2 separate regions of the Homo sapiens genome follow, and region 1 is linked to region 2. A link is an interaction called in ENCODE POLR2A ChIA-PET data of the cell type or tissue named here. Cell type or tissue: MCF 10A. All regions are shown on one strand. Links, peaks and the distances in the headings refer to the core of each region. The heading gives the core; the rest is flanking DNA.

The links. Peaks named below come from ENCODE experiments on the same cell type or tissue, not always from the same donor. Only the 100,000 strongest peaks of a DNase experiment are listed, where the experiment ranks them.
Region 1: POLR2A ChIA-PET joins it to region 2 with 5 read pairs; 5 of 35 experiments call an interaction of 5 or more read pairs at or near these places.

The regions. Positions count from the first base shown.
Region 1 is chr13:100,031,249-100,034,167 of GRCh38, forward strand. No RefSeq gene overlaps it. Among named protein-coding and RNA genes, the nearest start is that of LINC00554, 35 kb to the left of the region's middle. In MCF 10A, for the core only: no CTCF peak of the experiment used is centred there; no DNase peak of the experiment used is centred there.
Region 2 is chr13:100,175,142-100,178,060 of GRCh38, forward strand. All of the region lies in intron 6 of PCCA (propionyl-CoA carboxylase subunit alpha), which reads left to right. Among named protein-coding and RNA genes, the nearest start is that of PCCA, 88 kb to the left of the region's middle. In MCF 10A, for the core only: no CTCF peak of the experiment used is centred there; a DNase peak (open chromatin) is centred at 1,810.

The DNA of each region.
Region 1 (2,919 bases), core at 235-2,734, 140 kb before region 2:
AGAGTTAACAACTCAGTAGAAAAATGTAGAAAGTATTTTAACAGTTTCAGAAAAAGAAATCTTAAGTACGTGAAATGATGTTCAACCTCACTCATGAATTAAAACCCTTTTGAGATGAATCATTTATCACCTATCTTATGTGCAAAAATTCTAGAGTTTAATAACACACTTTGTTGGAGAGGTGAGAAAAGGGAAAATAGGTATATTGCTGGTTTAAGAACAAAAAGGTACAAACTTTATTAAGGAAATTTGGTTATATATATAGAAACTTTACAGTTACATTTACCTTTTGTCTTAGTTTCCTACTGCCTAACAAATTGACACAGACTTAGTGGCTTAAAATAACACAAATCTATTATTTTACAGTTCTGGAGATCAGAAGTCTAAAATGGGTCTTCACAGATGTGTTCCTTCTGGAGACTGTAGGGAAGCATCTATTTTCTTGTCATTTCCAGTTTCTGGAGGCTGCCTGCGTTCCTTGGTTCATGGACCCTTCGTTCATTTTCAAAGGCAGTACTGTGGCATCTTCTCTCCTTTCTGACCTGCCTCCCTTTCTTTTTTTTTTAAGGTTTTTTTTTTTTTAAATCAATGTTGACCAGGTTGGCCTTGAACATGTAGCCTCGCCTTCCCGAGTGCCAGGGCAACCGGCCTGAGCCACGGTGGCTCCCCTGCCTCCCTTTCATAAGCACCCTTGTGATTACACTCATATTCAGGGTGGAAGTAAGGAGGTCTTTAAATCAATCACTTCTTCAGAATTCCTTTTGAATACAAGGTAACATATTCACACTTTGTTGGGATTAGTACATGGACATCTTTTTGGGGAGCATTATTCTGTCTACCACATCCTTTGACTTAGCATATCCACTTCTAGGAATCTATCATGCAGATATATCTGCATATACGAGGATATCTTAGTGGCATTGCTTATAGTAAAAGATTGGAAACAATTCAAGGTGTCCAGCAATAGGGGACTAGTTAAATAAGCAGCGGTATATCCACAAAATACAGTGCTAAGCAGCTGTAAAAGAGAATGAGGACGATCTCAGGGTACTAATACATAGAGAGATCTCTGGGATGTACTGAAAGTGAACAAAGCATGGAGGTGACCAGTTTATATATTAAGCTATCTTTTGTATAAGAGGAAAATACCATTTGCTTGTGTTATATAAAGAAATACTGAGTTGGCCGGGTGCGTTGGCTCACGCCTGCAATCTCAGCACTTTGGGAGGCCGAGGCAGTCAGATCACCTGAGGTCAGGAGTTCGAGACCAGCCTGGCCAACATAGTGAAACCTCGTCTCTACTAAAAATACAAAAATTAGCTGGGTGCAGTAGCATGCGCCTATAATCCCAGCTACTCAGGAGGCTGAGGCAGGAGAATCGCTTGAACCCAGCGGAAGAGGTTGCAGTGAGCTGAGATTCTGCCACTACACTCCAGCCTGGGCGACAAAAGCAAAACTCCGTCTCAAAAAAAAAAAAGAAAAGAAATACTGAATTTACAAAAAAATGAATAAAAATGCTTCTCCCTACAACTCGAGAGGCAGCTAAGGCTTGTTGGTGAATATCTTTTTATGTTATGCTATTTATTTATTTATTTATTTATTTATTTATTTATTTTGAGATGGAGTCTCACTCTGTCCCCCAGGCTGGAGTGCAGTGGTGTGATCTCGGCTCACTGCAACCTCCACGTCCCGGGTTCAAGGGATTCTCGTGCCTCAGCCTCCCAAGTAGCTGGGATTACGGGCGTGCACCACCACACCTGGCCAATTTTTTTGTATTTTTAGTAGAGACAGGGTTTCACCACGTTGGCCAGGCTGGTCTCGAACTCCCAACCTCAAGTGATCTGCCCACCTCGCCCTCCCAAAGTGCTGGGATAATGGGCGTGAGCCACCATACCCTGCCTATATTATTTAATTTTTTAATCATGAAAATATATTACACAGTAAAAATAAGACCTCATAGATAAATGCAAATTCTTGTTTAAAAAAAAAAGACTTCATGAAGCAGACAATTTTTTTTTTTCTGTTTTTCAGACAGCTTTTTATAATTTGAAGGGAGCTCTGAGCCACTGACCTCCCACCAAAGTGCCTGGATTTTCTAATTTGTGTCCTTGACTTGAATTCAGGTGCTGTGTTCAGTGGGTCCCAGTTAAAATACAAATGTGTAACATGCTAACCTAGATCTTCATTCATAATTTGATGTGCTTTAGAATCTTAAGTTTAGATAATCAGTTTCATGGAATACTCAGGAAAGTTCTGATGGAAGGCAAGAGGTTGGGAAATATTACAATAATGGGCCACCATATGTTGTAGGGGTGGGCCTTTGACACCAAGAGGCTGTACAAAGGCACTTGAGTGCTGGGAGCTTGGTAGTAGGGGGAGGAGTCCCAAATGTAACCCTCATCTAAGAGAAATTTAAACTTTTTTTTTTTTTTTTTTTTTTTTTGAGACGGAGTCTCACTCTGTCGCCCAGGCTAGAGTGCAGTGGCATGATCTCGGCTCACTGCAACCTCTGCCTCCTGGGTTCAAGCGATACTCCTGCCTCAGCCTCCTGAGTAGCTGGGACTACAGGCGGGTGCCACCACACCTGGCTAATTTTTGTATTTTTAGTAGAGACGGGGTTTCACCATGTTGGTCAGGCTGGTCTTGAACTCCTAACCTCGTGATACACCCATCTTGGCCTCCCAAAGTGCTGGGATTACAGGCGTGAGCCACCGCGCTCGGCTGAGAAGTTTAAACTTTTAACTATAATTGCTATGTAAACTGTAATCTTATCTCTAACTTAGTTTTTAGTTTAGCCCTGCCTGGAAAACCATGCTTTCTGTCCCATGAAACATAGATTTCATTTCACCTTCTTAGGTTATACGTTTCAACAGAACTACTTAGATTTGAGTCCTAGTCCTGATGTTCACTAGCCAGGTA
Region 2 (2,919 bases), core at 252-2,751:
ATTTTTTTCTTGACAAGCTTCTGAGCTTTGTTCAGTCTTGTCAAGTCCCTGGTGAGTTTTAGATCTCTGAGTCTAGAGTTTGTTGATCGAATTAATGAATAAACCAATAGATTAGTACATTGTTGATTTTTTTTTCCCCCAAACCTTAGATCCTATTTGCTCTCTTAGGAAACTGTTTGAAAGTATTGCAACTTTTAGAGAAGTTTTGCAAATCTTAGCCACATGTCTACTAATGTTTTGCACACTATTTTTAGTTGATGAAATGTAAGCAATTTATATTTGTCTTAACTTTCCATCTATAAGGTAGTGAGAGTGGTGACAGGCTGCTCTGTTTTGCAGCTAGCATCTTTAATTGATGTTGAATTGTGGCTTTCCGTGCACACAGGGTTAAGTGAAAAGGTTGCAGTCATCTAGTGAGCATTTTCCTTTAATGTGCTCATTAGTGGTGGCAAGTCCAGGTTTCAGCACATGTCAGTAATTTACATTTCATTGTGGAGAGGCTGCCCTTGTTCAAGAGTTGTTTCTAAGCCTGATGAATATATATTGGGAATAAACAGAGTAGAAGAATTGAAAGCCAAATACCCTGCCAGGCCTTTCAGTTGGTTCTGAAGCTTCCAGTGGATCTCTGATTAGCAATGCATAAAGCAGGATGAAAATGCAAAGATGAGGCCTACAAAAGTTGTCGCAGGTAGCTTCTCCCCTTAAATCCTCTTTTTGTGACTGCTTTTCCATTTCATCTTCTCCAAATTCTTTTTTCATGGCAGACTTCGTTAAAGTGAAAATACTCTGTGTTAGACGTAAGATGTGAATACTACAGGATCTACCTGGTTCCTGTACCCCTTCTAACTATGAAGCCAAGTCTGATCGTTATGCAATGAGTTTTCAGAAGCAAAGGGCTTGATAGGCCTCGGTTCTTAGGGATCAGATGATTGTGATTGGAATCTTTGTGATGATTCCTTCTGGGACTCATTTTTTCCATCTTTGCCTGATTGGTAGGTACCAGCTTGTTCTGGCTTTTGAAAGCTTGCATAGATCAGTAAAGAATAACTGTGGAGGCTGTGGTCAGTGTTGTTGGGGATAGAGACAGGACTCTGAAATTGTGGTGTTTGGGAAAATCCAGAAATTTTCTTTTTGTAGAAAAACTTCATATATTAAAATGAAGCATTTTTGGAACTTGGGATTTGATTACAAGTTACTTCATGCATAGATGGTGTAGCTTTAGAAAACTCAGGCCTAGCTGTTTTTAGAAGAAAATGTTATAATTCTTTATACATTTTAAGTTTAATTATTTACATGTGTATAAAAATTTGGGTTTATTGCAAGAAGGTACGTTTTGATATTGCTGTTTCTGTGTGTTTGTATGATACATCTACCCATGTATCTGTCTACTTATTTATCTTTGTGGTGCTAGTCAAAACTTGCAGCTTAAGAGAATTTGTTCAGAATTGGTGGTTAGAATCAAAAGTGAGTGAATTTATGACTTACATTATTGAAAAACATTGACAAATGTCAGGACTCAAGTCCGATTTTTATTATTTTACTGTAAATCCAGTTAGATGTGATTTAGCACTTGGATCATTTAAATATAAAGGCATGTTAGTCACAGTTTAAGTCTTTATATTAGTTTTTTTAATTAGGTAGAGTTTTAACAGAGGAGCAACATGGAAAATGTTTATGTGTATGAGGATAAAAATGCAAGTCTTGAGAATATTAGTTTAGTAATGTTCTGATTAGTGTTTGTAGCCTTTGTAAAAAATGTAAATTTACCTTCTAGATGACTACTTGAAACTGTTGTTTTTGGATGCTTGCCAGATAAAAGCCCTGTGGGATTAAGTTCTGGTAAATCGCTTGCAAATTTGTGAGGGATATCAGTGACTTTGAGTGTTTAACTGTCCAAGCTGTCATCTACATGCGTCCTATCACTGCATTGGGTGAAAAAATTAAGTTTCTCAGCCAGTTAGAATTAAAGGTGACATCTGCTTTTAATTGGTGTTTTATTTTCTTCCAAGTCAGTAAAAATTCAGTAAGACATGAATTATCAAATTTTGCAATGCTAAGCAACTTGTCAAGTGACAGTAAGCACTACCTTGAGCAGTTGTACAGATGGGAAGTGTTAAAATGTTGATTAATCTTCCAGAGTTCTGATTATGAGAAGACTAAAGCTTATATCATCATTGCCAGCTTTCTAGTGTCAGAGTAGTATTTATTTGTTAATTTTGTAGACCTTTTTCAATTACTGACAAATTGTGTCTTGCATAATGAAAATTTTACTAGTTTTAATAAGACTTGGTCTATTAGACTAAGGGTCATAGATGGCAATGTAGAATTCATGTTTCTGTTGTCTATTATTTAGTAAACATATTAGATTCTTTTTAGTAAAAAACTGAAAAAAATCTAAACGTGAGCTTTAAGTTTTATTCTGTTATACACATTCATCCTGTGTTGAGAAGGGAGTATCTGTTTGAATCTTGGCAAAGGAAGTCTTGCCTGGGCCCCCTGTTGAAAAAGAAAATGGATTATTTCTGTTTTTACCATTTATAAAACATTTTAAGATGTAAAACATAAGGACGAAAAAAATCATCACCTTCAAGTAGTCCATGTAAAAATAACTCAAGTCTTCAAACATTCTCAGAACTAAAAAAGACCAAAGAAAATATTCCCATCATACTGATTATGTTTCAATTTTCTAGTTACTAAAAATTAGAACATGGCACTAAGTAGACTATATAAAGTATGTCTTTAAAAATTCAACTGTGAAGGAGATCTTTTTTTTTTGATAATCATTAATATGAAAGTGAAGTTTCTCTTTTCCCTGTTATAACAGTTCTATGTAGTAGTAGAGGTAGAATTCTGAATTGAAGGTGGTTAGGACTTATAGCAACATTTCTGGGATGAGTTTTTCAGTATTCCCAGACTTCA